Linked DNA regions of Homo sapiens: region 1 is linked to region 2. A link is an interaction called in ENCODE POLR2A ChIA-PET data of the cell type or tissue named here. Cell type or tissue: IMR-90. All regions are shown on one strand. Links, peaks and the distances in the headings refer to the core of each region. The heading gives the core; the rest is flanking DNA. Region 1 overlaps ARL15 (ARF like GTPase 15). Region 2 overlaps ARL15 (ARF like GTPase 15).

What was found. Peaks named below come from ENCODE experiments on the same cell type or tissue, not always from the same donor. Only the 100,000 strongest peaks of a DNase experiment are listed, where the experiment ranks them.
Region 1: POLR2A ChIA-PET joins it to region 2 with 5 read pairs; 2 of 35 experiments call an interaction of 5 or more read pairs at or near these places.

What each region holds. Positions count from the first base shown.
Region 1 is chr5:54,164,359-54,169,748 of GRCh38, forward strand. The region is part of intron 2 of ARL15 (ARF like GTPase 15); the gene reads right to left. Among named protein-coding and RNA genes, the nearest start is that of ARL15, 140 kb to the right of the region's middle. In IMR-90, for the core only: no CTCF peak of the experiment used is centred there; no DNase peak of the experiment used is centred there.
Region 2 is chr5:53,879,587-53,884,976 of GRCh38, forward strand. It overlaps ARL15 (ARF like GTPase 15), which reads right to left. Exons shown (of 5, transcript NM_019087.3): 5 at 4,356-5,390. Among named protein-coding and RNA genes, the nearest start is that of LINC02105, 63 kb to the left of the region's middle. RefSeq lists an enhancer at 2,616-3,815. In IMR-90, for the core only: no CTCF peak of the experiment used is centred there; a DNase peak (open chromatin) is centred at 3,245.

The sequences.
Region 1 (5,390 bases), core at 100-5,099, 280 kb after region 2:
TATAAAATGTTAATCAGGTCAAGTTAGCTGTTAGTGTTGTTGAAGTCTGCTACGTACTGGCTGATTTTCTTCCCACATGATCTATAAAGTATTGAGAGAAACTGACGTCGCTGATTGTAATTGTGGGTTTGTACATTTCTTTTTGCAGTTCTGTCATTTTTTTGTTTCATATATTTTTAAGTTCTGTTAGGTACATAAATGTGTAGAATTATTACAGTCTCCTGAATAAATGATCCCTTCATCATTATGAACTTCTTTATCCCCAGCCTTATTCATTGCTCTGAAATCTACATTGTCTAATATTAACATAGCTACCCCAACTTTCTTTTGACTAGTGTTAGCATGATGTATCTTTTTCCACCTTTGTATATTTAATCTATTTGTGTCTTTATACTTAAAGTTTGATTCTTAAAGTCAGTATTTGGTTGGGTCTTGGTTTTTAAAAAAATCTATTATATCAACCTCTGTCTCTTAATTAAGGAGTCTAGATCATTTATATTTAATATTATTATTGATGTTTAGGTTTGACTGTATCACCTTTCTACTTGTTTCCTATTTGTTTCATCTATTCTTGTTCCCCTTTTCTTCTTTTTCTGCCTTCTTTTGGATTATTTTTGATAATTCTATTTTCATCTCATTTGTTGCTTTATGGGCTCTCATCCTTTGTTTTGTTATTTTATTGGTTACTTTAGGGTTTACAGTAAATCTTTAATCAGTCTACCTTCAAGTGTTATTATACGACTTCACATATAGTACAAGAATCTTCCAATAGTGTACTTCCCTTTTTCCCCATGACCTTTGTGCTATTGTTCTCAGGCATTTTACTTTTACATATGTTGTTAACCCCATAATATGTGCTTATTATTGTTGTTTAAAGACATACCTCTTAAAGATATTTAAATAATAAGAAGTAAATATTATATAATTATCCACATAATTTGCATTTCTGGCAGTCTCCATTTTATATAGATCCAGATTTCCATCTGGTATCATTTTTTTTCTGACTCAAGGACTTCTTTTAACATTTCTTATAATGCTTATCTGCTAGCAATAAATTCCTTCAGATTTTGTATGTCTGAAAAAGTCTAGTCTTTATTTTTACTTTCTTTTTAAAAGAGACTTTTGCTGGATATTAGTTGACAGTTTTTTCCCTTTCAGATGCTGCTCCAATGTCTTCTTACTTGCATTTTTCCAGTGAAAAAATGTGATGCCATCCTTATTTTTATTCTTACTCATGTAACATCTTTTATCTGCTTTTAAGGTATTTTCTTTGTACTACTTTGTTCTCAAGAGAAAAAAAAAACCAAAAGGATGTGTGTTTATATGCATATTTATATGTATGTATAGGTGCATGTATGGATATAAATATATACCTTTGTTTATATATATATATATAAATAGAGACAGAGAAATACTTTAAGAAATTGGCTCACACAATTACAGTTGCTATAAACCCAAAATCTACAGTTTGGGCTGGCAGGCTGGAGACCCAGGAAAGAATCAATACGCAGTTCAAGTCCAAAGGCCATTTACTGAAGAATTCCCTCTTGTTCCAGGGAGGCAAGTCTTTTATTCTATTCAGGCCTTCAACTGGCTGGATGAGGCCAAACCACATTATGGAGGACAATCTGTCAAAATCCGCAGATTTAAGTATTAAGTTCATCCCAAACTACCCTTATAGAAATATCCAGACTAATGTCTGACTACATATTTGGGCACTGGGACCCAGCCAGTTACACACAAAATTAAACATCATATTCTTTATCACCGGTTTTGAACAATTTTATTATGATGTGCCTTGGTATAGTTATATTCACGTTTCTTTCTCTCTCTCTCTTTTTTTCCCCCACAAGAGATGGGGTCTCTCTCTCTGTCACCCAGGTTGGAGTAAAGCAGTGTGATCACAGCTCATTGCAGCCTCAAACTCCTGGGATCAAGCAATCCTCCTACTTCTGCCTCACAAGTAGCTGGGACTACAGGCAAGCACCAACACATGCAGCTAATTTATTTATTTATTTATTTGTAGAGATGGGGGTCTTACTATGTTGCCCAAGCTGGTGTCAAATTCCTGGCCTCAAGTGATACTTCCGCCTCAGCTTCTCAAAGTATTGGGATTACAAGTGTGAGCCACTGTGCCCAGCCTTGCTCATGTTCCTTTTGTTTGGGGTTCAGTGAGCTTCTTGGATCTGTAGGTGTAGAGTTTTCTTCATGTTCAACAATGTTTCAGCCATTATTTCTTCAAATATTTTTCTGTCCCTTTCCACTCACCTTCATGGACTCAAATTACCCTAGCTTAGGTTTAAAGTTGTCCCATAGCTCGCTGGATGCTCTTTGCATTTTTTTCTCTCTCAGATTGTCTCTATGAACAGATACAATACAGTGATAATAACAGTTTTAATGTCCCCCTTTGCTACTTCTAATATTTACATCAGTTCTGGGTCAGTTCCAATTCGATGATTATTCTCATTATGAATCATGATTTCTGGCCTCTTCCCATCCCTGATAATCTTTGACTGACTGGCAGACATTGTGAATTTTACCTTGTTGAGTGATGAATATTTTTTCTTTAAATCCTATACAGCTTTGTGCTGAGATGCATTACATTACCAGACAACCATCTGAGGTTTTGGGACTTGCTAATATTATCTGTCATGTGAGTCCAGAGTGGTACTCCACTTACGGCTGACCTTGCCAAGTACTCTACCCAGTTCCTTGTGAGTTATAAGTTTTTCAGTCCATCTGGTGATTACAGGCATAGTTTTCAACCCTGTATGAACACCAACCACTGTTCCCTCTAGTCCTTTAAGATGGTTCTTGCCCTGGCCTTGGGAAGTTTCCTCACATGCATGCATTGAATATTTTGCTGGATACTCAAGGGAGACTCTGAAAATCTTTAGTGTTCTCTCTCTGTACAACTCTTTTCTCTGGTATTCTATTCTATGAACATTAGCCATCTTGGTCTCCCCTTGCTCTCGGCTTCATCTCCTCAATGCAGGGAGTTCACTGAGCTCCACCTCAGCTCCCTCTGGAACTGTGCCACAGCCTGGAAACTCTCAAGGCATTAAGCTGGGACAATCACAGAGCACATCTCATTTGTTTCTCATTTCTCAGGGATAACTGCGTTTCCTGGCTTGAAAATTGTTGCTTTGTATATTTCATGAGCTGGTTGCTGTTGTTGTTCTTCTTCTTTTAGATGGGAGAGTAAACTAGTTCCAGTTATTCCATCTTACCAGAACAAGAAGTCCTCACTCATCCTTGTGCTCACTGCCCTCTCTTGAGCATATTCAGTCTTGCCTTTTCCCCTGATGACCACCCTAAACCTCTGACTACTAGCATGCTCAAGAGACCTTTTCTTATAGAAACAAATTCTCTTAGCACTATTTTCTCTTTTTCTGTCCACCTTCTTGAAAGAACTGTCTATATTCCAAAGAGTTAAGGAGTGAAAACGATGGTCTACCCCTCAATTCCTTTGCTTGCTCTTCATCCCCTCAATTCTCAGGTTGGTTTCCACCTCAATACTCTACTGAAACTGTTTCTACCATTAGTTATTAATTACCACGTTGTCACCACATCCAATGGCCTTTCTCAGACTTTAGACTTACGTTTACCTTATTTGACTGGTTCTTTTGATTTCTTGCCCATATTTGACTTAAAGGATATTATATAGAACTGTCTGACCTATATTCCTTATCAAAAGCAGATGCTGTAATGTAAGCTCCAAAGAGCAGGGTTGTTTGTATATTTTGTTAACTGATATATCCTCAGTCCTTAAATCAGTGGCAGTCACATAACAGACATTCAATGAATGTGGAATGAATTAACAAAATATAATTGGTGCTTAGCACCTTTCTTCCCGCTTTCTACCCATTACCCCTGGACAAGCTCATCCAAATCTATGACTGAGTTGTCTCTCAAATCTCTCTAGTCTGCTTGGCTTTTAGCATTTGGATCACTGTTGGATGTCTTGTCAAACCTCAAAATCAGCATGCCCCAAACTAAACTCATTATTTTTATCTTAAAACTCTGTCACATTCTCCCTACTTTTTTTTTTTTTAACAATTCACCAAAACATAAAGCTATAAACTTGACTCATATTTGATTGTTTTATCTTCCTTTCCTCTTGAATACCCAGCATAACTGTCACTTTTACAGTAGCAGTAACATCCCCACAAGTATTGTCCCTGCTGGATCACCTCTACATCTAACAGGTCTCCCCCAACAGCTTCTCTAAGTCTCTAGCCTTAGATCCCAACATCCCCTAAATCTCTGCATGCTGTGCCTTAACCCAGTAAGACCACTAATCTTTCTCTGAATATACCTATGCTTTCTATCCCTAACTCTCCTCACCCCATTCCTCTCTGCTTAGACCTTACCCATCATATGAGACCCTACTCAAATGTAACCTTAACTATGAGCTTTCTTTGACCCTCCAGATTAGAAATGATCACTCTCCTCTTTTAACTTTCATATTTACACCATTAATATAACACATATCACATTCTGTCTTAGCACAGAGCCTGGAGTATATTAAATAAGCAATATATGTGAACTGTTTTTATCAATACACAACTTATCTTCCTAACCTGGGTGTAAACTTCTTGATGGCAGCTTCCTCCAAAGAGGCCTCCAAAAAGACATTATGCCAGGTTCAGAACAATGACAACTCAAAGAAGCTTGATATCCAAAAAATTAGCCAACCTAACAACTAATTCATCAGAAAATAGACTAGTGCACAATTCTGGTAAAACGTATTATTAAAAAATTTCATAAAAACAAACACAAAACATAACTTACAAGTAAGAAAATTATATACAGATAATCTTTTACACTATAATTCAAAACTGCTCCTCTAGCAATAGTGCTAGAAGATAACTCTGATAAGTGAAGAAAAGCATACTTTGTGTTACTCTTACACATATTTTAGAAGCTATTTTGATTGAAAAGACTTAAGCTAATAAAGTTTATATAACTTCATTGCACATTACTCAAAAGATATTCACAGTTTTATAAACAACCAATAAAGTACCTACTTCCACCAGAAATCCTAAACCTTGGATACCACTAAACTTCACTTGAACACCTGAACTGGCATCCTATCTCTAGCTATGTAACAATAGCCATGTCACCATACCTTTGATCTTCAGGTAATTTAGAAACAGAATATGGAAAAAGATTCCTACCTGTCATATAAGGGCTGTTATAAGGCTAACAGAAGACTATATAGATTCAATTTACTTTCATTTGCTTATTAACAGACATCTGTATCCATGCCTAAACCTTGTGACAGACTCTGGGTATACAATACCACATATGATGCTCTAGCTGCCCTTAAGAGATTCTAACCCAAGATGGGGAGATGGGCACATACATAAAGCAGTGCTACAGGCACT
Region 2 (5,390 bases), core at 296-5,295:
TCTCTAAGGGTCACATCTAGCATGGGGCTTAACACTGGTGAGCAGGAACAATATGGCCTTTAGGTGTTCAAGGAAATGCGAACAGTGTTGGTATAGATTTTGTAAAAATGTTCTAAATCCAAAATGTGTTAACTCCTGCTAAAGGAACGACTTTGCCCAAGTACCATTTTGGAATAAATCATGGGCGTAAAGGGGTCTTTCCAAGTTCCCAGTCCTCAATGACAGAAAATCAAAGCAGCCTCTTGAAACCCAGTTAAAACTCACTGCTACCTTCCTAGGTCAAACAGTAACAACAAAAAAACCCAGCAGGTTATATGCTTACAGGTTACTGCCTCTGTCTGGGCATGTGAATCGTGGCAGACATGCAGCCGCTTTAACTGTTAGGTGGAATAAAACACAAGAGACTGCTGCTGAATAAGAATTTTCCTCTTGGAGATTAAACATTCAACATTTCAAATATAAGTCATTTGTTTGATCAACAGGCAGGATGAGACAAGGCTGTTCTAGAGGAGGCAAAGCCCTTTGAATACAGAGAGGATGAAAAGAACAGTAGGTAATTGACAAGAGTTTGATTTTGCACTTTGGAAGCACCTTTGTGTGCTAGACACATGCTTCATTGTTGTAGCAGCAAAATAGCAGAATAAAAGGTGCTAGCTTTACAAGGTTCTATTTACAAAGATGCTTAAGAAAAGGCAAAAACTTCACTATGGTTAGATTTTTAGTTTTATTAATGGTCGCAGAAGCTAAACAGCACCCAAAAACAATTCTAAATTAGGAGGGCTAAAAAACAGAAATTAGGACCAAGAACAAATTTTTTAAAATCTAGAGACTGAAATTGCAATTTTAATATAATAAAATCCCTCACCCCCTCTAATTCTCTACGGTCATAAAAATAATCCAATTTAACAAGTGTTACAGGAATTAAAGTACTACAAAGACAGAGACTAAGTATGTCATATTTACAGCTATATCAATCCCTGGTACATAGTAGGTGTTCAACAAAAAGTGTTGCATTAATGAATAAAGTCCTAAAAGTATTAAAACCGAAAGTTCCAATTGTGAAATAAAACTGTACAATGCTAAGTTGAATCTCGACTAGCTGTCATCTCAAAAACCCTGTCAAAGCTGCTTAATAAAAGTGTTGGGTTGATACACTGCATGTCTAGAAAGTTGTAAAACAACTGGAGAAGGTCCAGAGACAAACCTGACTTGCTCCAGATTACAGAGAATGACAGCTAGACTTACTGTTTGCATTCTTGTCTCTGCCTTTTGGTGAGCCGTTTCCATTCTAACAAAATCTTCTCATTTTTAATATTTATATGTCTAATGATTTAATATCATACCACATCACTCTGGCCTTCAAGGTGCCCTGGACACACATTTTTCTGATTTACCTTTACACAGATTATACGCAAACTGGCCAGAAATCATTCATTTCAACATGAACCTCTCAGGTAAGAATTGTGGTCTTACTTCTCTCTCCAGAAACAGCTTTCTTCACAGACTCTGTTTAAAACCAGCTCCCGGCCGGGCGCGGTGGCTCACGCCTGTAATCCCAGCACTTTGGGAGGCCGAGGCGGGCGGATCACGAGGTCAGGAGATCGAGACCATCCCGGCTAAAACGGTGAAACCCCGTCTCTACTAAAAATACAAAAAATTAGCCGGGCGTAGTGGCGGGCGCCTGTAGTCCCAGCTACTTGGGAGGCTGAGGCAGGAGAATGGCGTGAACCCGGGAGGCGGAGCTTGCAGTGAGCCGAGATCCCGCCACTGCACTCCAGCCTGGGCGACAGAGCGAGACTCCGTCTCAAAAAAAAAAAAAAACCAGCTCCCTCCACCACCATCTTCTGTAAGCTTGTCCAGACATGGGGTACATCATTAGGCCAGGTCTTCCAGTCATTCCCTTGCTTGCAAAGCAATCATTTATAGGCGTTTGGTGCTTTGTCTGACATCTGTTTGATGCTGGAACTCTAGCCTTTGTCTCAATGAATCACTTGTCGGTGAAAGTCCATTGTAGGCTGGATTTCACACTTTCAGGAGGGGTTTGCCTGTGATGGAAGTGATCTTAGGCTTTTTGAAATAACCAGCTCCCTCCGCCTCCCTATATTCCATGAAGAAACAGGAAAATGAGAGAGTCTGGGGAACCTGGTGCTTATTCAAGCCTCATTTTGATTTGTTCCCTTGGGCCTGAGCCAGGTTAGCATCTCTGGGGACTACATTGCCAACTCACCTCCATGGTTGAAATGTTGCTGCTAGAAGAAAACTAGGCTGAAACATTTATGTAGGATTCTTTGAGATCATCAGATAAAAGGAAGAGATTTTTGAAAAAGAAGGAAGGAAAAAGGGAATTCACCATTATCTAGTAGTTAGCAGAAGATCGTTTTTTAAAAGTGTGGTGGAATGGCTGTACCCACGTTGGTCTATGTCTAGCTGGAGCAGTGGGGATAAGGAGTTGGACTGGATTATAAACCTGGCTGAGCCTAGCAAGGCATTACATCTAGAAACCACTTTCTTTATTCTCCCAACAGGGTACAAGTGACTTACAAGGCATATATGGTAAGTGAAGTTTCTTTGAAAGCCACCAGGCCCACACTATTCCCTTGTAGAAAGTGATTATTCATCTAGAATGCCCTGTGGAAATTCCTGTGTGCAGTCAGGACTTGAGAAGTACAGCAAGAAAGGGAAGGGGCAGGCTAAGCCTAAGAACCCTGTAGTTGGCCTTTCTAAACCAGGAGCCAGTGAATACAATATGCTTTGCAGAGCAGAGATGGCATGTGAGATGAGATTATAGAGAAAAATCTGATAGAGAAATCATGGGCTTTGAATTTCTCTTTGTTTCATAAGGAAAGGAAGATGCTAGACAGGGCGTATTGGAGAGATTCTTCTTTGTGACTTTTAACTTCTTTGCTTGGTTTCACAGTAAGTCACATTATGGAGAAGTTGTTACAAACAGATGAAACCCCAGGAAGGGAAGTCAGAATTTCCAGATCTGATGAGACAGTGGGTGGAAGAAAAGTTTGTCATTTAAAGCTTTAATTCAAAGAGAATAGGAAAGGGGAGGAGAAACTGACATCCCATCTGAGGCTTCTAAGGGATCCTTTTCATGTTCCTAAATTAGTACAAGGGGGTGTGGGGTAGGGTGCCAAACCTTGGGCTCATCAGTCACTTCATGCATCTGAGTTGAAAAACATTTAACCCTGAGATGCACATAATTTAAACATGCTGATTCACTGGTGACCAAATGCTGTGAGCCCTTGGGAGCCAGGAATTCCCAACATGATGTGGTAATGCATTTTACAGCATGAACTTCAGATCTCCAGGACCCAGGCTGGGGAACAAGACAGGGACTCTACATTCTAAAGTTTCTGCATAACAAACACAGACCCTCCCTTCCAAATGCATTGAAAATGAGGGATCCCAAAGGGCAACTCCCACTTCCAGCCCCACCACCCTACATACCTTTTCATTTCTGTTTGCGCCATTAGGTCAGGAGGTTAATGAAAATGCACTCTAAAGTTATAAAGAGGATGAAGCCAGGCACGAATATTAGATTTCCATTCAAGTCTGAATATGCAATATGGACATGAAGAAAACCCCATTTGCTTCAAAATCTTACAGTTCTGTTCACATTTACTTGGATAGGACTGAGATGCTTAGGAAGTTGATAACTGCTAATTGCCTACACTAGAAATAAACCTAGGAATGAAGGTTAGATTCCCAGCTTAGAAGTGAAACGTTGCAAGCTCTCTGTGTAGTCAAATACTAAGTGATGATAACGTTGCATTTGGGACCAAGCAAAAGCTGGGATTTAAATTTTTCATCTTCAATTACGTATTTTTTTTCTTTTTCTCTCTTCTTCTATCTATCTACCACTTGATTTTTCTTTCTTACTCTTTTTTTAGACCTGCATCCTTAAGGATGGATCTGTAAATGCACAGTATTTCCTCGAGTCACTTAAAAATATTACTTAACAGCATCAATCACCATTGAATGAAATAACTCATTGCACCAAACTTTGCCACTCAAGTTAATTTCACAGCACATATTATAAAATAATCCTTTGATTGAAGGATGATGCTTTATAATAATATCTTGAGTCTGTTCACACACTCCGAAGGAACAGCTTCAATAAGAGTAAATTGCTGCTGAAGACAAACCAACTGGAAAAGATACTTGCTTTTTTTTTTTTTTTTTTTCTTTTAAGGTTTTCACAATGGCTTCAAAGGAAATGCGAATTAATCATTTGTTTTGACCCAAGAGCAGCAGAACTTATTTTGGAGACAAACAGGCGACACAAACGTAAACAGAAATCTGGGACTCCCAAATGCTAAAGTTGAAAGGAGTTAGTCTGAAAACACCAGTTCTACTCAGCGTTTATTTTTCATTTGAAGATAGTGGAAATCGTAGAAATCATGGACAATACAAGTTGGTCTTGCCTGGTAAATGTCCACATGAATCTGTTAGCCTCTAAGTACAGGTACAGTATTTTTTTAATAGAAAGACAGGGCAATATGGCAGTTAATTAGCAACCAATACTGTCAACTACAGTGGATACAAAGTTTTATCATATAAATTAATTGCCATTACAAAAAGGCAACTGCTTTAGCTAAGAAGGTACAAAAACTGGAAACGTCCATAAATATTACAAGAAGCTAGGTGAAGAAATACATAACAGACTGTTTTTCCTATATAATATTTGAATATGCAAACCAAGACACCTGTGGCACTTTACATGAAAGTAGGAAAAGGGACTTACACTCCCACCCCCAGCCATCCCACCCACCCCACCACCCACCCACCCATCCCCACCCGTTCAGGCCCCACCCCGCCCCCACGTGGATTTCCAAAACATGGCAAATTCTAGGGTTACAAGGACAGGATGCCGCGCGGAAGCAGCAAGACAGCGAGCTCCGACCTGCTAGACAAAGAGGGAGCCTTATTGACAGTTGTAAAGCATTAGGCGTCAGACAGAAACTTGTCAAAAACAGCTGTTGTTGGGTACTGATTGATAATGTTTTCATTCTGACGGCTGAGACGCTGCAGACAGTCGTGGGTTTGAGGAGAGGCCCATCACTGGCGCACACATGAACACACACACGCAGACCACGGGAAGTCATTTAACAGATGGCTTAGGAGCACTCAGCCACGGTGTCTTAAAAAGACAACATTCTACATTTAATGAACTTGCAGGGAAAGCAAGGCCTAATAATCATTTATTTTTCATAGAAGATGAGCACAACAGGACAAAATAAAAACAGGAATTGTGTAACTGGTCATCGGAATAAAAGTTTTGTGCTGCTCAGGGATTACACAGTGTTAAAAATATTCAAGAATGCTGCAGACAAAATTGTATACGAATCACTATGTATCCTTCCTGATTCATGACATTAAAA